Linked DNA regions of Homo sapiens: regions 1 and 3 are each linked to region 2. A link is a loop called in an ENCODE intact Hi-C map of the cell type or tissue named here. Cell type or tissue: PC-3. All regions are shown on one strand. Links, peaks and the distances in the headings refer to the core of each region. The heading gives the core; the rest is flanking DNA. Region 1 has its middle 28 kb from the start of SUB1. Region 2 has its middle 45 kb from the start of ZFR. Region 3 overlaps LOC124900955 (a long non-coding RNA gene).

Region 1 (7,727 bases), core at 1,383-6,382, 120 kb before region 2:
AATTTTACCCAAGTTTTCAATTGCCTTCTTATTGACATTCCATATTTTTTTTAATTCTTGGTGCATTCTGTAACAAACTCTTTACATGTTGAAAATCATACAATATGGTATCATGCTATCTACAAGTCACTCACTGTAAAAAAGGCCTCATTGTGCAGCGATCATTCCTCAGAAAGACATTTTTGGGGGTAGTGACAGCAGTTCCTCAGTGGAGTCCAGTGGTCTCCACCCATGAATTTGCTACATCCTATCTCTCAAAATTCCTTTGTCTGAGGTCCCGTTAGTGACCCCACAGTGAACCAGGGCACACACCAAGGTTGCTTCCACCTTCATCTGACCATGAGATATTGCTGTGACTTACCCGCTCTTGTCCAAGTTCTTAGTTACAGACAAGAGAATCCAATCCAGTTGGTTAAAATAGAAAGAGATTTGTTAGTGGGTACATAGAGTTCACAGAATCATTACAAGGGCTAAAAGAAAGACTGAGCTTCCAAGAATGACTGCCAAACCACACTGTTCAACTGAACCACCAAGGAGGCTGCTACCTCTCATCAACAGGCAATGCAGAATCAGAAAGCTACTGCTCCTGTAGCCAAGAACACAGAATCAGAAAGCTGTCGCAGGCTGGGCGCGGTGGCTCATGCCTGTAATCCCAGCGCTTTGGGAGGCCGAGGTGGGCAGATCACCCGAGGTCAGGAGTTTGAGACTAGCCTGGTCAACATGGTGAAACCCCATCTCTACTAAAAATGCCAAAATTAGCCAGGCATGGTGGCGCATGCCTATAGTCCCAGCTACTAGGGAGACTGACGCAGGAGAATCGTTTGAACCCAGGAAGCAGAGGTTGCAGTGAGCCAAGAACGCGTCACTGCACTCCAACCTGGGCACCAGAGTGAGACCCTGTCTCAAGAACAGAAAAAAAGAAAGCAAGCAAGCGCCACAGACTGCTTGACTCACTGGTGCTATACCCCCAGCACCGGCGCATAGGCTATTGACATCAGCAACCTGCCAGCTGCACAGTTGCTTCTTAAACTGTTTGCTCACAGTTTTCTGAAGACAGTGCTTTTCAAACTTTAAGATGCCCACAAATTACCTGGGGTTCTTGTTAAAATCATAGATTCTGCTTCAGGAAATCTGAGGTAGGGCCTGAATTCTACATTTCTAATGAGCTTCCAGGTAAGATAGATGCCGCTGCTCTCACTCTTTAAGGAACAACATTAAGAGACATCAGCCTAATGAAATCAAGCCCTATAATCCCTTTCACCTCAATCCCACCAGTGTTCCAAGCTCCTGGGGCATCTGTCATTTGGTCTCTCACCCCTCACACTACCCTGGATCCCTGCTAACTAACCCAATCTCCCACTTTTTCCACCGTACCCTCTTTCATCAGATTCTGCACAGGCAAATTATCTAGTATTCTCAACTTCTTCTCTGAATGTTCCCTTTACTTTCCTGCTTTAACTGAAACTTACTCCCCTGAGGACGTGGATCCTGCAGCCTTCATTGAGGCTGGTGTTTTTTCTTCACTTGCATGTACCTTGAATACCAGAGGCAGGGCAGAAATTCTCCTTCTACCAAAGTTTGTTCCTCATCGCAGTGTTCCTCCTTTCCCCTTGAAAAACTACACCAGAGAAATCTTGCAGACACCACCTTGGCAAAACTATCAAAGTTGTCACCAGTAATAGGACAAATAAACATCATGTACCTCCTGATAAGATGTACTGAGAAGCCTACATCGTTTCTATGGTATCTCTATCAAAAATGCATAACCTGAATTTAATCAGCATACATCAGACAACCTAAACTCAGAGACATCCTACAAAATAAATGACATGTATGATTCCAAAATATCAAGGTCGAGAAAGAGTAAGTACTTCAATTTAGAGGAAACAGAGACATGACAAAACACACACACACACACACACACACACAATGGAGGGCTGGGCGCAGTGGCTCACGCCTGTAATCCCAGCACTTTGGGAAGCTGAGGCAGGCAGATCACAAGGTCAGGAGTTCAAGACCAGCCTGGCCAACATGGTGAAACCGCGTCTCTACTAAAAATACAAAAAATTAGCTGAGCACATTGGCGAGTGCCTGTAATCCCAGCTACTCAGGAGGCTGAGGCAGGAGAATTTCTTGAAAACTGGAGGTGGAGGTTGCAGTGAGCCGAGATCCTGCCATTTCACTCCAGCCTGGGCGACAGAGTGAGACTCCATCTCAAAAAAAAAAAAAAAAAAAAAAAAAAAAACACACAATGGGAGATTCTGGATTGGATCTGAGACCAAAAATGAGGATACTGGTGGGACAGTTGTAAAATTGGTACCATTAGATAATTGTATCAATGTTAGTTTCCTGCATTTGATAATTGTACTGTGGTTACATAAGATATTAACAATTTGAGTGAAGTAGGAATTTGAGTGAAGTACTTACAGAAATCCTTTGTACTGTTTCTACACTTTTCTTTAAAGTCTGAAGTTATTTCAAAACAAAAAGAACTTGGCCAGGCGCGGTGACTCACGCCTGTAATCCCAGCACTTTGGGAGGCTGAGGCAGGTGGATCCCTTGAGCCCAGGAGTTTGAGACCAGCCTGGCCGACATGGCGAAACCCCATCTCTACTAAAAATACAAAAATTAGCCAGGCAAGGTGGCACACACCTGTAATCCCAGCTACTCTGGAGGATGAGGCAGGAGAATCGCTTGAACCCGGGAGGTGGAGATTATTTGAAGTCCACGCCCGCCGACTGGACCTATGAAGCCTCCATGCACATAGTGAGTATTAGCCTGCACTAACACTAACACTAACAAACGCTACCAAATGTGCACTAACACTGCCAGATAACCTTTCTTCATGTTCCTGGTAAACTCACAATCCCACTGTTGAAGAAATCAAGTTTGGATTGTGTTTAGAATAGTGCTTTTGGAAATACTTCACTGATGGCATTCCAATTGGCCATGCTCAGCCAATTGTTAGAGTTGGCTATTTATGAAGGATTGAAGAAAAATACTAGAAAATATAGCCTCACTTTATTTTATATAAAAGTTAAAAATTAATATCCTGGTTGAGCATGGTGGCTCACACCTGTAATCCTAACGCTTTGGGAGGCCAAGGCTGGGGAATTGCTTGAGCCCAGGAGCTCAAAACCTGTCCAGGTAACATAGCAAGACCCCCATCTCTACAAAAAGTCAAAAAAAAAAAAAGCAATGATGGCATGCATCTGTAGTTCCAGCTACTTGGGAGGCTGAGGTGGGGGAATCACTTGAGCCTAGGAGTTCAAGACTATAGTGAGCTATGACCAAGCCACTGTACTCCAGCCTGGGTGACAGAGTGAGACCTTGTTTCAAAAAATAAAATAAAGTATCTTCCCCCACCCTTGATAATATTTCCCTGTGAGCTGGTTTATTTACTATACATATTATTAAAACAAAACATAGAAACAGTTTAGATAGACACTATCCCCTGTGACTGTCATCAACTCAATCTAGTTAAGTTTTAACAAGAAACAAGTTCATTTATCACATTAAAAACTAAATATTGATATATATCATGTTGTTCAAAACTAGTCTAGGTATTTAATGTGGGTATTTCAATGGCTATTTCCACCATTTCACTCTTTGTTTAGTTTTGTTTATACTGATAATGAACATTGTGCAGTTTTTACTTTTTCTTCACGTTTTTTGATTTATTAAAATATTATTGCTAAATCTAATAATAAAACATTCAGACTTGTATTTTGTATTTTTATACGCTTTTCTAATCATTTATTTGTATTTAACAAAAGTAGTGATCCACAACCCATTGGAAATAACCACAATTTGAGAAGCAATGCAGTCGCCTTTGATATTCCCGAGATGGACACTAGGTGGCGCCCAAGGATCTTCTTCCTGGCTGGTTGCGTGATCTTTGCAATGGCACGCTGGTCATAAGGCGCTTGGCAGTGTATAAGTGATAAGGCGCTTTTCCAGTGTAGACGGGCAGAATTGTCAGACCTTTCCTATCTATCAAGTCCACAGAGAAGGCAACTCACTCTCCTTTGTAGGGGACATCTATAAATAATTGAAGTTGACTTACACAAATGAAGACATTTTCATGTTTTGCCTATTGTTGGGAGGCTTCCCAGCTGAATAGAAGTAATCTCTAAACACCAAAGCTGTTACAACTATTGTTATATCAAGAAGACTATTTGAGAGCCTTTGTTCAATAATAGTGACAGGAGCCAACCACATCCGGGCCAAATTATAAAGGAAATCTACAAAGTCTTTTCAATGCCCACATCTCCCAGAATCAGGAGGGCAGTGGAATGGCAGAACAGAATTCTGAAAAATACCTGGCTGATATCAATCTATAAACGAGACCTCGAGAGGCAATCCTTGCATGCAGTCCTCATAAATATGAGATCCACAGTCAACAGAAAGACTCTCCCACACACAATAGACAGCCGAGTACAACACTTCCGGCTGCTCCCCGGGAGCCACTCACAGGACACTCCTATATTTAAACATACATTGAATGCTATTTAAAAACACACATGAAATATATCAAAGCTTTCCATTAAGAGATCTGAGAATCCAACCCTGATGAGCCCTGCCACAGCTACAACCTATGTGAAAGTTCAGCAGAGAAACTTATTCCTTCAGCCTCACTAGGACAGTGCTAACAAAGACCAGCTTATCACCAACACATAAATTGTCAAAGCCTTTAGCTTTCAATACGTTCTTCCCCCTCTAAGACTTTTGCACCACTGGGGCAGACAGCAAGAAGAATGCAGACCCGTCTATGGCCAAGGGCAGACCACAAGAATGCAGACCTATGGCCAAGGTTGACATCAAGAATGCAGACCTGTCTACGGCCAAGGTCGACATCATCCCTTGAGATGACTTGTCAAGGTTTCCAGGCCTGCCACTTGTGACTAGAAGTCTGATTTCCAACTTGTGTACCTGCCTCGAGAGTTTGCTCTGGCCATTCTTCAAGTTTGTCAGCCCAAGTCCTCAAAAACTTGTAAATCTCCCCATCCAACTCTGACCTTGTTTTGCTTGGGGTTGAACGTGCTAGGAATGAATACCCACTCTGTCAAGGAGAATGCAGTGGAACAGCAGCCACTGGAAATCATCCCTGCGTGGAGATAGGCAGTAGCCCTAGTTATTGCCAATAACCTCATGTTCCTACTGATAATCTTGATCATCTTTGGTAGTGAGACAACACAAAGAGATCATGTAGCCTTGGAATAGATACAAGTTTGCCTATTAAATCGGGGGGTCAAACTGTGAAGATCCCTTCTTTCTTGGATTTTTTTGCTAGTTGATGATTTTAACAGTTGTTTCTGGTCACTGCCATGACTGTTTTTAGAGGCCTCATAGGGCAAGAAAGACCAAACACATTAAAAATAACCAAGTGAAGTTCTTTTGCACAAAGTTTGAAGACATTCATCTTTGACTTTAATCTACAGAACTAGGTAACAGAGGTTTTTAATCCTAATCCGTAATAGTTGTCTCTGCTAATCTTATTTGTCCATTATTAGTCAAGCTCCCAACCTGAAAAGACACACTCGAATTATGCCAATTCAAGGAGTAAAATTTATTAAAATATATTATTTACAAAGGTGTGAGTGAAGGCTTAGGAAAACAAAAGGGTAACCAGTAGTAACAGAGGAACTAAACATCCCACAGTTGAAAGTTGTAGGGACCGAGTAGCTGCTGGAACCCATAAGAAACTCACATAGAGGAAGTCACCTTGAGAGGAGTTTTTAAGAAACACAGCCAACCTAAGGTGACCCTACCCCACCAAACTCTCCTTTCACCATGAACCAAACCCAACCAAACATCCCAGCCTCCCAGGACAGAGCGCAGGGTAAGACTGGATCTAGGGGAATAGATGGAATATCTAGGGGAACAGATAAAATATATACATATATGGCACCATCCGAGCCTTTTGCCTTCAGCATCATCTCTTGTCCTTCACCTGGTGGAAAGATTGAGTTCCCAATACGGGGCAGGATCAATGTTCCACCAACTACTACTTCAATACAAGTTGTTCTCATACTCCACAGCCTAAAACTTTAGCCAGCATTGGTGTTATTCATTTAACTTATTTCAGAGAAAAGAGAGGAGAAACACTTAAATGACATAAAACACTGTTGTGACAATCCTGACTTCTGTGAGGTCTGTATTGGTCATCTTAGCTGCCTTTGCCCTCTGCCCATTCCGAGTTCCAGTTAGCCTCCTCCAGCACCTTTGCTGGGCCAGGGTTCTTTACCAGATGAAAAGTACAAAACCTTCATTCTTACAGTGAGTCTTTGGAGGTCTTCTATTTACGGGTTGAAGTTTTTCCTTCAAGACAACTGGTTAAGGGAGCACAGTCACCAGTAAACCCCCTGGTTTCCAAACATCACTCTCCTTGCCACCACTGTGTAGGAACAAACAGTCCAATTTCCCTCAGACAATCAAGATCAATGAACTCAAACACCACAATCACCTCCTTATTTCCCTACTAATTCAATGGCATGAGAAGCCCAAGATGACCAAAAGGCAGTCTCCACTACCAACGCACTGGAACCATCACTCCCTTCCATGCTAGGCTCCCAAAACTTACATGCTTTTCAAAGAATGAAATAGACTGAATGCTCCTTGAGAGTAAAAAATTTTTATTTGTGGCCGGGGGCACAGTAGCTCACGCCTGTAATCCCAGCACTTCGGCAGGCCGAGGCAGGTGGATCACTTGAGGCCAGGAGTTCAAGACCAGCCTGGTCAACATGGCAAAACCCCATCTCTACTAAAAATGCCAAAATTTAGCCAAGCATGGTAGTGCACGCCTGTCATCCCAGCTACTCGGGAGGCTGAGGCACATGAATCACTTGAACCCAGGAGGCAGACGGTACAGTTAGCCGAGATCACAATACTGCACTTCAGCCTGGGTGACAGAGTGAAACTCTGTCTCACAAAATAATGATAATAAATAAAATAAAATAGAACGGGCAAGGCCGGGCACGGTGGCTCACACCTGTAATCCCAGCACTTTGGGAGGCCGAGGTGGGCGGATCACGAGGTCAGGAGATCAAGACCATCCTGGCTAACATGGTGAAACCCCGTCTCTACTAAAAATACAAAAAAAGTAGCCGGGTGTGGTGGTGGGCGCCTGTAGTCCCAGCTACTCAGGAGGCTGAGGCAGGAGAATGGCGTGAACCCAGGAGGCGGAGCTTGCAGTGAGCCGAGATCGCACCACCGCACTCCAGCCTGGGAGACAGAGCAAGACTCTGTCTCAAAAAAAAAAAAAAAAAAAAAAAAAAGAACGGGCAATCACCATTTTAAATAACTTAGTGATCAAAATTCACATGACCAGTTGTGAAACAACCTGGCCTGATGTACCTTCTGGTGTGGTGCGGTAGGTACAGCATCTCCTATGTAGCATTCTTGCAAAAGACATTTAACCTGAACTGAGCCATGAGGAAACAGACAAATCTAGAATATGGGACATACTACAAGTGGCCTGGACTCTTACAAAAGGTCAATGTCGTGGAAAACAAAATAGTAGGGAATAATTCTAGATTAAAAGAGACTGATAACCAAATGAACAGCATGAATTTTCATCAAGACACTGCATTGGGAGAAGAAATGAACATTTTTGGGAACTGGGGAAACTTACTACGGACTGAATAGTTGATAAAATTATTGATGTTTTAAGTTGTGATAATATTGAGGCTAGGTAGAAGAATGTCTTTACTCTTGGGAAATGCACA
Region 2 (7,727 bases), core at 1,675-6,674:
TATTCATTATTCTGGATGTGTGCCCAGCTAAAAATTGAGTGTTCTGAGCCAGGCACAGTGGTGTATACCTGTAATCCAAGCTACTTGGAAGACTGAGGCAGGAGGATCCCTTGAGCCCAGGAGTTCGAGTCCAGCCTGGGCAACATAGCAAGAGCCTGTCTCTAAAAAAGTAATAATAATATCTAGAGAAGAAGAGAACAGACATTGGGGGCAACTAGCAGTCTCCACCACCCCAACCTCAAATAATTTATTGTGTCCTAGGATGGCCCAGGAAGAACAGTATAATTCCTGCTTGTTCCAGAAAGGTGCTTATATACCCACAACAGCGGCTGGCTCTCATGGAGCCCTGTAAACTGAAATGGGGTAGGCAGACAACCGCAAACAGATGGATGTCTCAAGACATGCCAACCTGAATAGATAATGAACCAGGTCCAGGAATCATCTACTGCCATGGCATATGTGAGTCCTCCTACCACCTCCATAGATGGAACCCAGGGAAAGAAAGGGATGCCAAATTGACTCAGAATGTGCTTGCACTGCCTTAGTGAAATGAGGATTATGGTGGACATTAGGGCTGTTCACAAATGTTCTGACTCTTCTCCTTCTGGGTAGATGGTAGGATTTGCATTTCTCTGCCCCCTTGAAGTTAGATGTGGCCATGTGATATACTTTAGTCAATGACCCATGAGCAGAAGTCAGATGTGTCCTGTCCAGGTTGAAGATTAAGAGCCTGTGATAGTTAATTTTATGTGTCAACTTGGCAAGGCCATGGTACCTAGTTTTTGGTCAAACATCAGTCTAGATGTTGCTGTGAAGGTATTTTGTCCTTGTTCAATTTCTTTTGCTTTATTTCATATTTATTACCTTTGCCTCCCCAAATCAATGTTGTGAAGGCATTTGGATGCCTTCCTTAACATTTAAATCTGTAGACTTTGAGTAAAACAGATTACTCCCCATAATGTGGGTGAGCCTCATCCAGTCAGTTAAAAGCATTAAGAGAAAAAGACTGAGGTATCCTGCGGAAGAAATTCAGCCCCCAGACTGTCTTTGGACTATGGCTACATCAACTCTTCCCTGGGTTTCCAGCCTGTCATCCTGCCCTGCAGATTTCAGACTCGCCAGCCCTGACATTGGCGTGAGCCAATAAGGTCTCTGCCTCTGTCTCTGTCCCTCTCCCTTTGCGTCTCTGTTTCTCTCTGTATCTCTCTTCATGTCTCTCTCTGTCTCTGCAACTCTGTCTCTCTCTCATCATGTTCATTGTTTTTTTTTGAGATAGGATTTTACTATATTCCCCAGGCTGGAGATACATATGTGTAGATAGATAGATAGATAGATAGATAGATAGATAGATAGATAGATAGATAGATAGATAGATAGATGGATGCAGAGACAGAGAGAGACATGAAGAGAGATACAGATAGAGACACAAAGTGAGCACGTGTACAATTCCAGTAAACACACTGTGCATGCAGCCCCTACCAAGTGCTGGCAGGCCGCTGCACATGCGGACAGCCCACCCCAAAGGAAGAATCAGGGGAGAAGTAACGCAAGACCCCAGAAGTATGCCAACATATAAAACCCCAAGTCAAAAGGTCAAACCACGTATTTGATCCCTGAAGTCCCCTGCTTGACCCTCTTCCAAGTGTACTTTCCTTCCTTTCATTCCTGCTCTAAAGCTTTTTAATAAACTTTCACTCCTGCTCTAACACTTGCCTCAGTCTCTCCTTCTGCCTTATGCCCCTTGGTCAAATTTTGTCTTCTGGGGAGGCAAGAATTGAGGTTGCTGCAGACCCCCACCATTACGCCACTGTTAACAGGCTGAAGTGTTCCTCCTGTCTCGGCCTCCCAAAGTGCTGGGATTACAGGCATGAGCCACCACATCTGGCGTGGAATTAATATTCTATCCCCATTCTTCTACCCCTTAAGCTTCCCTGGGCTCTAAAATTACCTCTTTTTCTGAATTCAACAAAAATGTTTCATTTGCTTCTTAGGGTAAAAGATCATAACTATGTAATGAGAGGTAATAAGCAAATCTTCTCCAAGGTCTGAACAAGAGCTCCATTTTCCCAAGGGGATTTGCACTTAAAAAGAAGATCTAAAAACAAAACAAAAATCCCACACGAATCAAGCTGTATTTGGTGAAACTCTAGGAAGTGCGACTAAGGAGTTTTCCCGCACTATGGAAAGTAATTTTTCAGAGGTGCTCTGCAGATAGAATCAACACTGTTGGGCATTGCACTTGGGGTTTCTGGGTGTTTCTAAGTGGCAAAGAGCAGGGAATCCTCAGATTCTCTTCCAGAGTTTCCATTTCTCCATCTAGATGGCTCCCAGCAGTGCTGAGTCCAGCTTCTGTAGCTCCCAGTGGGGCTGAGTCCAGCTTCTGTAGCTCCCAGTGGGGCTGAGTCCAGCTTCTGTAGCTCCCAGTGGGGCTGAGTCCAGCTTCTGTAGCTCCCAGTGGGGCTGAATCCGGCTTCTGTAGCTTCACAGCCTCTCCTGTCCATCCTCAGGCCCAGCTACTGGCTGCTTTGTTTTCCACAGGGCAGCTTCCTGGGCTATGTGACCTTTGTCTCGGGGTAAGGTCCTGCCTGAATCCTGGTGCAGAAATATTATCCCTGGGTGTCACATCTCCCCTCTTGCCTCGCCCCAGGAGGCTTACCTCTAATCTCAAATGTAATGTATAGCCATAAGAAATCAACTAGGGGACCACGTGTGGTGGCTCATGTCTGTAATCCCAGCACTTTGGGAGGCCAAGGCAGGTGGTTCACTGGAGGCCAGGAGTTTGAGACCAGCCTGGGCAACAAGGTGAAACCCCGTCTCTACTAAAAATACAAAAATTAGCCGGGCATGGTGGCGCACACCTGTAATTCCAGCTACTGGGAGGCTGAGGTGGGAGGATCACTTGAGCCCAGGAGGCAGAGTTTAGCTGAGCTGGGATCATGCCACTGTACTCCAGCCTGGGCAACAGAGTGAGACCCTGCCTCAAAAAAGAAAAAAAAAAAGAATAAAGAAATCAACTAGGGAACTTATTAAAAATGCAGATTCAGGATTCCAGATTCTGATTCCTTAGGTTGGGATGCAGGCCAGAAAGCTGCATTTTTACAAGCAGCTCAGATGCAGGCAGGAGGCAGTCTTTACTTGGAGAAATAGTGCAAAGGGAGATGGGGTGAGCTATTAGCATCACCCACTCTCTTAAATCTCCGCTCTTTTCTAGTAAGCTCTGACTCTGTTATTGATGCAGCTGGGCCATCTGCTCACAACCTCAAAACGAAACAAATGAAACCAACAAACAAAAGATGGAATGCTGCTTCTAGGAATTTCTGTGCCATTTTTCTCTTTTCTTTCTGTTTACAAAGGGATGGGCCTTTTTTGTGATGTAGTCTTTAGTGACAAAACTGAGGACAAATGATACCCTCCTCTCCCACTCAGTTTTTGCCATATTTGCAGAAGGCTGATGATGTGGCCTGAAAGTAAACACATAAGAAAGAAGCAGCAGCCAGCTCAAAGAATTATCAAATGAAAGCTAGGACAATCAAGAGTTAAACGCAATTGTTAACGCAGTGACTGTTATAAACTTGGGTTAGAACCAGCAGCCGTAGGGGAGAATCAATAGTCAAAATGACATAATCTATTTGGCCAATTGAAGGGTTCATTTCTATGGCCTCTGGGAAGAGGCACAGAGCCCCCCACACCTGGAAGTAATTATCCCAGCCTGGCCTCCTGCCCAGGCCCAAGTCACTTCTCTGACCGAAATCCATGCGCCCTCTCGTGGTGGAGGTAAAGGACGATAGAAAATTGAGAGTTGTTATATTCTTGCATTTCACCGCTCTTCCATTGGACACCCAGACAGAGCTTTTTTAAGGATCTGCAGGTGCAGAGTCCTCCTCGAAGCTGCAGCAGGACCGTGTGAGGTAAAGAAGCTGCAGCAGGACTGTGTGACAGGTAATAGTGTCCTCGCTCTGGTGGCATCCCCAGATTTAGTCTATGCATGTCAAACATTAGTTGGGTACTTTGATACTTCACAAATGCAGACATTGAGCAGCTGTGCTTAAAAGCACAGTTCTTTCTGGCCCAATTCTATACATTAAACCCAGTCAACCCACCGGTGCATGTCACAGAAAGCAGTGAATAAAAATCAAGCCCCGGCCAGGCCCGGTGGCTCACGCCTGTAATCATAGCACTTTGGGAAGCCGAGGCAGGCGGATTGCCTGAGCTCAGGAGTTCAGGACCAGCCTCGGCAAAATGGTGAAACCCCGTCTCTACTAAAATACAAAAAAAAAAAAAAAAAAAAAAATCAACTCCCAAATTCAGCCTGGCACCCAAACTTCAATCCCAATCCTGCCTGCCCAGCTTCCCCAATCCTATGCGGGGTCTGCTTTTCTAGCCCAACACTCAGCCCTCATTATGGATCCCAGAATCTGCTCCCAGGGCAGGAGCTTTCATTCACCCTGCAGCCCTGGGTTCCACGTGGCTGGCATATCCATCCCTCCTCTCCTACAATCCCAATCAGGGAAAATCTCACAACTCATAACCTGAAAATAATAGAAAAAGACCTCAGAACCTTCAAAAGGGGCTATCCATTAGTCAGACACTCTACTCACACACATGATTTTTTCATTTTTAACTGTAAATTACAGAGACATATTCTACTGTTTTAAAAATTCAAATCCAACATACAGAAGCCATTGTTATTCCTGAACTTTCTATATGTTTTCACATACATAAATGTACTAGAGAAATATTGAGTTTTATTGTTTGTGGAGCTTTTTATTAGCATAAATAGGATGATATTATATCTGTCTTCTTTTTCTTTTACAGCTTGATTTTTTTCTTTATATATAAATATATATAAATATATATATATATTTTAAACAGGATCATGCTCTGTCATTCAGGCTAAAGTGCTGAGGCATGATCATGGCTCACTGCAGCCTTGACCTTCTGGGCTCAAGCAATCCTCCTGCCTCAGCCTCCTAAACTGCTGCAATTACAGGCAGGAGTCACCATGCCCAGCTTACAGCTTGACTTTTTAAATTAACAATAAGATATGTTTTATCAATAAACCTTTCCATGTACATTTCTCTGAAGCCATTTAGTTCTTTTTTTTCTTTTTCAGATGGAGTCTCACTCTGCTGCCAAGGCTGGAGTGCAATGGCATGATCTTGGCTCAATGAAACATCTGCCTCCCGGGTTCAAGCAATTCTCCTGCCTTAGCCTCCCGAGTAGCTGGGATCACAGGCACATGCCACCATGCTCTGCTAAATTTTTTGTGTTTTTAGTAGAGATGAGGTTTCACCATGTTGGCCAGGCTGGTCTTGAACTCCTAACCTCAAGTGATCCACCCACCTCGGCCTACCAAAATGCTGGGATTATAGGAATGAGCCACAGCGCCTGGCCTACTTATTTCTCTTTAACTGCTGCATACTACTCCATAGTGCTTAGAAAGCCAAAATAATACTTTTTTCTGCCTTTCCTAAGTCTGGAATCAATGGAGGAATAAGAAAATGGAGGCAGACAGATATAAATCAAAAGCTGACAGTGTTGTTAACAAGCTGATGGGAAAACATAGTTTAAGGGTGCATCTAGAAGGACTTGCCAATATTTTACCCCTGAACAAATACAGACTTACCTGTTGGGCCACAGGCATCCCTGGACATCCAACATGTGTGTGAAACAGGCTTCAGAGCTTGCCACAGAGCAGGGCAAAGGCCAGAATGATCTCCAAGCAAACATCGTGGAAGACGGCAGGGAAAGAACTGAGCAAAGGTGCCCAGGCCCTTGTACTTAAGTCACCAATCAAGCAAATTAGTCCTCTTCTCATAGAGATGAGTGAGTGGATAAGGAGTGGGAGAGAGAACAGGAGTGTTACTCTAGAATATAACTGAGGCCAGGGAAATGGAGATTCCCCTAAACATTTTCCAGATTTTCAGTCGTGCAACCCTTTCAGCTCAAAAATCTGCCAGAGCACAGCTAACTCCCCCTTCCTCCTGGGAGAAGAGATCAGGCATGTACCAGAACGTTCCTGGCTTCTACATTCATGAATCTATTCCCTCAATACCAGCCACTGCTCTTTTGTAGATCTGTCTCGCGGACAGTTTATATTTTGGCCTCAGCAGACTCTAATATGGGTTAGAGCAGCCCATTAACTTCCAGACCATGATATTACCTAAGCCAAAAATGTGCTCCATATTCTGTTTCCCATCAAAAACATGCCCGGTCATATTGTCCAATGTAACTCACTAAAGGTTATACAATTAAATAAAATGACCGCAAAAAGCTACTCCTTTCAAAAATGCAATACCTAACACAATATAGCCCATATATGAAAAACTCACACCTGGCATCATATTAAATAGTGAAAGACTGAAAACTTTTCTTCTAAGATCAGGAACAAGACAAGGATGCATGTTTTCACCACTTCTGTTCAGTAGAGTACTGGAAGTTCTACCGGACCAATTAGGCAGGAAAAAGAAATAAAAGCCATCCAAATTGGAAAGGATGAAGGCATCTGTTCACAGATGATATAATCTTACACTTAGAAAATGATAAACACTCTACAAAAAAACAGAACTAATAAAATCAGCAACATTGCAGGATACAAAATCGACATACAAAAATCAGTTGCATTCCTGTACATTAACAATAAACAATCCAAAAAAAATTAAAATAATTTCACTTACAATAGCATCACAAAGAATAAAATACTTAGGAAAAAACTTAACCAAAGAGATGAAGCACTTGTATATTGAAAACTACAGCTGGGCATGGTGGCTCATGCCTGTAAGCCACCAGTGAGCAAAGATGGTGTCACTGCACTCCAGCCAGACCTTGTCTCAAAAAAACGAAACAAGGCCCGTGCAGTGGCTCACTCCTGTAATCCCAGTACTATGGGAGACTGAGGCGGGTGGATCACCTAAGGTCAGGAGTTCCAGACCAGCCTGACCAACATAGAGAAACCCCATCTCTACTAAAAAATACAAAATTAGCCAGGTATGGTGGCACATGCCTGTAATCCCAGCTACTCAGGAGGCTGAGGCAGGAGAATCGCTTGAACACGGGAGGAGGAGGTTGCGGTAAGCTGAGATCGTGCCATTGCACTCCAGCCTGGGCAATAAGAGCAAAAATCTGTCCCAAAAAAAAAAAAACAAAAACAAACAAAAAAAACCTACAAAATGTTGCTGAAAGATTTAGATTTAGACATAAATAAGTAGGAAGACATCTCATGGATTGGAAGACTTAATATTGTTAAAATGTCAATATACCCAAAATGATCTACAGACTCAATGCAATCCTTATCAAAAGCCCAATACTGTTTGTTTCCTTGTTTGTTTATTTTTCAGGAAAAGAAAAATCCATCCTAAAATCCCTATGGACTCTCAGAAAACCCCGAATGGCCAAAACAACCTTAAAATAGAAGAATGAAGTTGGAGGTATCAAACTTTCTGATTTTAAATGATAGTAATCGCTGCTACAGTAATCAAGACAGTGTGGTACTGGCACAAAGAGAGACATATAGACCAACAGAATAGAATAGAGAGCACAGATATAAACTGTAAGCCCTGGCCGGGTGCGGTGGCTCACACCTGTAATCCCAGCACTTTGGGAGGCCAAGGTGGCCGGATCACTTGAGGTCAGGAGTTCAAGACCAGCCTGGCCAACATGATGAAACCTCGTCTCTACTAAAAATACAAAAATTAGCTGGGTATGATGGCGTGTGCTGGTAGTCTCAG
Region 3 (7,727 bases), core at 1,012-6,011, 430 kb before region 2:
AAGTTATTCCTTAATAAACATGGGGGGAAATAAAGAAAGATACTTTCTCAAAAGAATACAAAGGATGGCTTTTACCAATACTTCAAAATTGTTTGATATTTATTTTAGCAAACATGTTACTTCTATTATTTTTATAAAAACTGATACAATGGTTATACAAAGAATAAAATTTTTAAATTATTAGCTCCCCAGCAAAAATTTCAGAAAAGACCACATCTGTTCTTTGGTGATGAAAGAAAGAGAAAAAAGGAGGAGGACAAGGGAAGAAGGGAGGGATACCCCAAGCTCAGCCATCTCCTTCCCTTAATGAGGAGTGCTCTAAACAGATTTACAAAGGTGGGAATTATTTGCTTACATAGTATTTACTATATCTGAAATATTCAGTGCTCTTCAATCTAGCTCTTCAATGCTAGAATCTGAAAAATTCAGCTCAATTCAATAGTATATGTTAAACACCTACTATTTTTCCAGCCTTGTAGTAGGTGTTATGATGGATGCAGAAGAGATGGTCTAAGTCAGAATAAAACTATTTAGAACTTACTTGTTAAATTTCTGTATTTATGCTTTGAGATATATTAGAATTACTCTATTTCAGATTTTATTATTATTCCTCCAGAAAAGAGACAACTAAATTTCTCCTGAAAACATTTAGCCTAACAGAAGTTAATCCTTAATCCAACCCAGAATTTTAAAAATAAAACTGAGCCATAACATACTCAATAAGCCATTTTAAATATTTAGGTCATCCAGGACTCATTCACTGACTGACACTAAGAATGGGTCACTGTGGTTCGCCAAAGACTGAATTGTTAGACTGATCTCACAATAATTTGGGGGTATCTTGATCATTCTTAGGATTGAGTCTGCTCAGCATAATCATCTATACCTAATTGTATAAAATTCTCAGAAATTTTTCTTCAAGTATATCTCAGAATATCAATGCAAAAACAGACAGAAGTAAAGCTGTGATCGTTGTAGGTGTGCAATCTTATTCCTGGGTTCTCTATTCTGTTCCATGTGTCTGTCCTTCTACCAGTACCAGTACCATGCTGTTTTGGTTACTGTGACCCTGTAGTGTAGTTTGAAGTACGTTAGCATGATGCCTCCAGCTTTGTTCTTTTTGCCTAGGATTGCCTTGGCTATTTGGGCTCTTTTTTGGTTCCATATGAATTTTTAAATCTTTGACAAACCTGACAAAGACACACAATGGGGAAAGGATTCCCTATTTAACAAATGGTGCTGGAAGAACTGGCTAGCCATATGCAGAAAATCGAAACTGGACCCTTTCTTTACACCATATACAAAAGTCAACTCAAGATGAATTAAAGACTTAAATGTAAAACCCAAAACTATAAAAACCTTAGAAGAAAACCTAGGCAATACCATTTAGGACACAGACATGGACAAAGATTTGACGATGAAGACACCAAAAGCAATTGCAACAAAACTAAAAATTAACAAATGGGATCTAATTAAACTAAAGAGCTCTTCACAGCAAAAGAAACTATCAACAGAGTAAACAGACAACCTACAGAATGGGAGAAAAATTTTGCAAACTATGCCTCTAACAAAGGTCTAATATCCAGCGTCTAGAAGGAACTTAAATTTACAAGAAATATAAAACTACACCATTAAAAAGTGGGCAAAGGACATGAACAGACACTTTTCAAAAGAAGACATACATGCAGCCAACAATCATATGAAAAAAAAGCTCAACATCACTGATCATTAGAGAAATGCAAATCAAAACCACAATGAGATACCATCTCACACTTGTCAGAATGGTTATTAGTAAACAATAAAAAAAACAGATGCTGATGTGGTTGTGGAGAAAAAGGAACCCTTTTACACTGTTGGTGGGAGTGTAAATTAGTTCAGCCATTGTGCAAGAGCGTGGTGATTCCTCAAAGATCTAAAGACAGAAATATCATTTGACTCAGCAGTCCTATTACTGGGTATATACCCCAAGGAATGTAAATCATTCTATTATAAAGACACATGCACTCATATGTTCGTTGCAGCATTATTCACAATATCAAAAACATGTAATCAACATAAATGCCCATCAGTGATAGACTGGATAAAGAAAATGTGGTACATATACACCATGGAATAGTATAAAGCCATAAAAAAGAACAAGATCATGTCTTTTGCAGGGACATGGATGGAGCTGGAGGCCATTACCCTTACTTAGCAAACTAATGCAGGAACAGGAAACCAAATACTGCATGTTCTCACTTCTAAGTGGGAGCTAAACGATGACAACACACGGACACATAGAGAGGAGCAAAATACTGGGGTGTATTAGAGAGTGGAGGGTGGCAGGAGGGAGACGGTTGGGCAAAATAACTAATGGTTACTAGGCTTAATACCTGGGTGATGAAATAATCTGTACAACAAACCCTCATGACACACGTTTACCTCGGTAACAAAACTGCACATCCTGCACTGTACCGCTGAACTTAAAAGTTAAAAAAGAAAATTGCTAAATAGAAAAAAAAGAAGTAAAGCTCCTCTAATTGATACATGGGGCCTTCAAAAAAAACTGTTCCACCATCCCTCCACCACAACCCATTGCCCTTGAGTTATCTCCAGGGAACCCTTGGGATCCAGGGAGACCTGAAATGGTTCACTAAAAATGAGTACTTTGCATCAGAAATAGGTAACTAAACCACTAAAACAAAAACTAACCTTAATTTAGAAAACTTAGTTGGTTCCTTTTCTCATTTTTGGTGCCAAGAGCAGTGCCTGACTCCTGGTGGGTAATCTATAATGACTTGCATAACTATCTGTATAACCTAGGGATCTTTAGAAGTAAGCGTCTAGGGGAAAGTCTCTAAGGAAATAAAGTCCACTTGGGAAGGATTTTTTGGTCTCTCTGACTATTTCTTACTCTAAGGAACATTTGTAGTCAATTACCCTAAATCCCTGATTAGTCTACGAATTATATCACATGGTATAGAACCTTGTATCATGGATCATTAATTACATGGCTCACATGTCACGAGGCAGGCAACTACTATGCTCCATATTGTCTGTCTTTCTTCATAGAACAAGAAAATCGCTGACCCTGTCTTCTTGATTTCGTAGCTAATGATTTGATAGAACTTAACAGAACCTCAGGCAGCATGAAAAAGACCTTCACAAAGAGGCTTTTCCTGTATATTCAGGAGGACACGTAGACCTGCATCTAGGCATCAAGCCTGTTGGATGCATTCTCCAAAGGATGACCTAATTCTAGTTTCCTTCATCTCCCGGCTTAGGGTGGGGTGCTTCACCATTCTCTGGACCCTTTCATAAGCAGGGGAGTTGTAGATGATACTGAGAAATCATTAGCACATATGTGTAGGAAATGTTAAAAGAAGTGATTACAAATACAAAGACAAAAAAAATTACGATAAGAAAATGAAAACAGAAGGGCAAAGAATCAAGCAAGATAGCTTGCTCCCCCTTGGACAGGTAGACTTTTCTTTTATGTGTTGCCTCATTCTCCCTGCATCCAGGTGGTGGCACTGGTGCTCTTTCTGCCTTGCCCTGTGGGTGGCATTCACTTAGTCTCCCTAAAATAGGAGGAACTCTAAGGGATAAGGAGATGAGGGCACTTGGCTACCCAGTGTTGGGTCCCTTGAAGCAAAGCTCCTGAAGGACCATCTCCTTTCAACAAATTACCCTAACAAAGATGTAGTAAGCTATAAGCAAGGGAAGGAAAGGAAATGGGACCCTAATGGAATGTAGCCTATGGGTGGAACATTCAGGGATTGAGCAGGAAGAGCCTTTCCAGTTTTTTAAGGCAATCTTAAAGATGGTTGCATTAAACAATTTATGTCCTAAATTATGCACATTGTTGCCACAAACACATAGGTCAGTTTCTATCATTCTCAACAACTTGTATAGCCTCAGAAACTTTATGACCATCCTCATTCTGTTAATCTACATGGTGCCTGATTTTACAGGTAGAAAGAAAGCATAGAGAGGTCTGCTAACTTAGGCAAGGTCACCTAGAATGTTAGTGATAAAGTTCTCCGAAGCCTTTGGTTAAGCTAAGGAATCCTCTAACTATAGTACAGGTGCTTTTGGACACATCCTTTGCAAATAAGCATTTTTCTACATGTATCTAAAACTCAAGACTCAAACACATAAATGGATCTAAGTTGCAAAGAAACCATCTCGGGCTTTCAAGTGGTCCTGAAAGAATGATCACTAGTCTTGTCCACCAAGCAAATGTATCTGCATCATGACCTGCAAATAAGATAAGTAGCATTTTTAATCCTTCTGTTTTTAGATTCCTCAATAAGGCTACAGAGAAATGATTACAAATGGACACTTGTGACATATACAAAAATAATTGGTATTGAGGATATATTGGTTTCTAGTTCTTTCCTAGTCCCTATCAGATCATGTGATCTGGAGTAAGGCACTTAATTGTCCTGCATCTCTAACTTCCTCGTCTGTAAAAAAAAAATAAATAAACTCAACTGGATTAATCTTTAAATCTCATCCTTCTCCATTCAACCAGCATGATTCTGCTGAAACTTTCCTTGTAAGCAAATGTTTTTCCACCTGAAATTGCTTCTGGCTAGTCGCTTCCCCAGGAAAATTCATTCTAAGACTAAAGTTTATATGAAAAAAAAAAATCCAGATGCGTTGGAAGTGCCTGCTGCCTTTGACTTTCTACGTGGCTTTTTTCCCACAGTATCTCAAAGCCAGTATATATCTCAAAACTCATTGCTGCAGTATACTAAACCTAAAATTTGACCAGCAGTGTCCATGGGGCTGGTATATTTAACTGTGTATCTTGTTTAAATACAAACATTTACATGTTTATCTCAAACTCTATTGTCAACTCGCCATTTTTGCAGATAAGAGATAACAAGAATTAGACTAGTCTAGGAATGAATGTCAGTTCCAGGACTGACTGTCATATGAGATTATACCACCCAATCTGAGGTAAGTGTTGTCACTGGCAGCAAATCCATATGGGTCTGCAGCAACCTCAGTTCTCGCCTACTCAGAAGAAAGAATTCAGCTGAGGGGCAGAAGGTAGATGGAGAGACAGGCAAGTTTTAGAGCAGGAGTGAAAGTCTATTAAAAAAGCTTTAGAGCAGGAGTGAAAGGAATAAAAGTACACTTGGAAGAGGACCAAGTGGGCGACTTGAAAGACAAGTGCACCATTTGACATTTGACTTGGGGTTTTATGTGTGGGCATACTTCTGGGTTCTTGCATCCCTTCTCCCCTGATTCTTCCCTTGGGGTGGGCTGTCCACATGCACAGTGGTCTGCTGCATTTAGCTGGTGAGCATGTGCAGTGTGTTTACTAGACTTGTACGCATGCTCACTTGAGACATTCTTCCCTTACCAGTCGAATGTCCCTAGAAGGCCATTTACCAGTTCAACACCGCCATTTTGCCTTTTAATGTTCATGCTTAAGCCCACCTGCCCAGCTCCTGAGATCTTATCAGGAAGCTGCTAATCACCAGTTTCAGATTTGTTCTATCTATTAGGAGACTGCCTTTCCTCCCTGGTGCTGGCTGTGACCAGTTATTTTAGAGAGACAGTTAACAATGGCCTGACCATCACCTGATGGTTGCCTAACAATCCTGGTGGGGTTGGGGGAGCCCTCTCCTGCCCTGCTCATCTCTGCCTAGCTACCTACTGTAACAGTATGACCAGAACTCACATGGAAAGTGAAGGTACAAATTTGGTAGCAAAAGTGACTTCTTTTTTGGCCAGATGTTTATTGGTCTTGGATAATATCAGGCTAAGTTAACATAAGCTGTACTGTGTAGTTGTGTTCTCTTTATAGGAGAAAATGTTTGTGTCTGTAAAGGATTTGGGTTGATCACCAAACAGTATTCATTCTGACTATAGGAACATACCTGCTTCAGAGTTCAAAGAGCAGTTCTGTCCTGAACAATTGAATTTCCTCCTGCTGTATGACTTAGTAATCTCTGGAACCACAAGTTTACTCTTTGGTGTTGGGTAATGTTCATCCTACCTAACTCTTCTGATTTAATGATAAATTAGGCAGATAAAACATATTTTGCTGTGACTTCTGAAAGTCCACATTTAGCCAAAAGATATTCAAATATAATTAGATAATTATGTGGATATCAGGCAAATCACAAAAGCACAAGTGACTGGAGATTCCTCAACAGTCTCTGTTGAGGGCTTTATTGTGTCTTCTCCCTTACAGACATTGTAGTAAAAAGACATTTGACAGAATCTTAAAAATGCCCTGATAAAGCTGAAGGAATACAGAGAGCTGTGTTGCTTGAATAGTGGGTTCATTTCAGGTTTCTTGGAATGCATAAACTTACACTGTCCACATTCAACTTCCCTTTTGGCCCTTTTCACTATTTCCCAAAACAAGCCATTTTCCTTTAAGATAAAAAGTTATGGAAGGAATGTTTACAGGCCTTTGATAATTGTCATTCTCTGCAACCCTCATAGACGTGTTCATGGCAATGGCAGGGAAGCAAAGCAAGTGCCTTAAGCTCACTTGGCTTTTCTAACCCTAAACTGGGGTCAAGAGCTGTTGGTTTGGTGTGGTTTTAGACAAGTAAGCAAAGTGCATTTAACCCTTTTCCATTCCCACTGAAGTGGCATCATTCTTCTGGGGTAATACCCAAGTTCATCAGCTCGTGCCAAGGAAATCGAGGACACAGACACACAAGAAGTGAGTTTAAGAGCAGAAGTGTAATAATAGGCGAGAGAAAAAAGAACAGAAAAGTTTTCTCCCATGCAGAGAGAGAGGCTCCTGAGTGGGTCTTCCGGTTTTGTGGTGAAATGCATGGGGTTTTATAGATGAGCTTGAGGAGGCAGTGTCTGATTTACGTAGGGCCCGAGAGATTGGTCGGACCAGGTGTGCCATTTGCATAGCATGCAAAGAAGCTGGCCACCCTACCCTAATCTTTAACCCTTTTCCATTCCCACTGAAGTGGCATCATTCTTCTGGGGTAATACCCAAGGTTCGTCAGCTCATGCCAAGGAATTTGAGGACACGGACACACAAGAAGTGAGTTTAAGAGCAGAGGTGTAATAGGTGAGAGAAAAAAGAAGACAAAAGCTTTCTCCCCTGCAGAGAGGCAGGCTCCGGAGTGGGTCTTCTGGTTTCGTGGTGAAATGCATGGGGTTTTATAGAGGTGCTTGAGGAGGCAGTGTCTGATTTACATAGGGCCCGGGAGATTGGTCGGACTAGGTGTGCCATTTGCATAGCACGCATAAGAAGCTGGCCACCCCACCCTAATCTTTTTATTATGCAAATGGATTCTCTTCGTGGCTGGTGCCATGTTGTCTGTTACTTACCATACACATGGTTGACAAGGAAAAGGGGAGATGGAGCTGCCGTGTTGAACATGCCTGGCCCGCAGGTAGCCTTTTCCGATTGGCACAGCTGCCGGCATTCACCCGCGAAAGCTTCCAGCTTGCTTATCTATATCTGCAGCTTGATTTTACAGGGTGCTCTTTGTCAGAAAAGAAATAATTTTGGGCTGCTTTTCGTTAAAATGGAAGCCTTACCAAAGACTCTCTTACCCTCACTAACTGCCTAAATAATTTCTTTTTAGCTCCTGTATCACCACCCTTCCTGAAACCATAGTCTTTTTCAGGTTCAGCTTTGGTTAAAATGGTGAAACACGTGATGTGGATGGCCCCCACTTTGTATCACAGCATCAGAATGCTATTCTCTTCCCCGGCCCTTGATTTCTACTTCCAATTTTTTTTTTTCT

Evidence for each region. Peaks named below come from ENCODE experiments on the same cell type or tissue, not always from the same donor. Only the 100,000 strongest peaks of a DNase experiment are listed, where the experiment ranks them.
Region 1: a loop joins it to region 2, with 12 times the contacts of the local background. A loop is called at or near these places in 78 of 110 quality-filtered maps.
Region 3: a loop joins it to region 2, with 8 times the contacts of the local background. A loop is called at or near these places in 9 of 110 quality-filtered maps.

Annotation. Positions count from the first base shown.
Region 1 is chr5:32,609,401-32,617,127 of GRCh38, reverse strand. No RefSeq gene overlaps it. Among named protein-coding and RNA genes, the nearest start is that of SUB1, 28 kb to the right of the region's middle. In PC-3, for the core only: a CTCF peak has its summit at 3,857 (motif pointing right); a DNase peak (open chromatin) is centred at 3,887.
Region 2 is chr5:32,485,926-32,493,652 of GRCh38, reverse strand. No RefSeq gene overlaps it. Among named protein-coding and RNA genes, the nearest start is that of ZFR, 45 kb to the right of the region's middle. In PC-3, for the core only: CTCF peaks have their summits at 3,558 and 3,760 (motif pointing left); DNase peaks (open chromatin) are centred at 3,462 and 3,752; H3K4me3 peaks cover 550 bases; H3K27ac peaks cover 1,441 bases.
Region 3 is chr5:32,912,625-32,920,351 of GRCh38, reverse strand. All of the region lies in intron 1 of LOC124900955 (a long non-coding RNA gene), which reads left to right. Among named protein-coding and RNA genes, the nearest start is that of LINC02120, 31 kb to the left of the region's middle. In PC-3, for the core only: CTCF peaks have their summits at 3,314 and 3,515 (motif pointing right); a DNase peak (open chromatin) is centred at 3,521.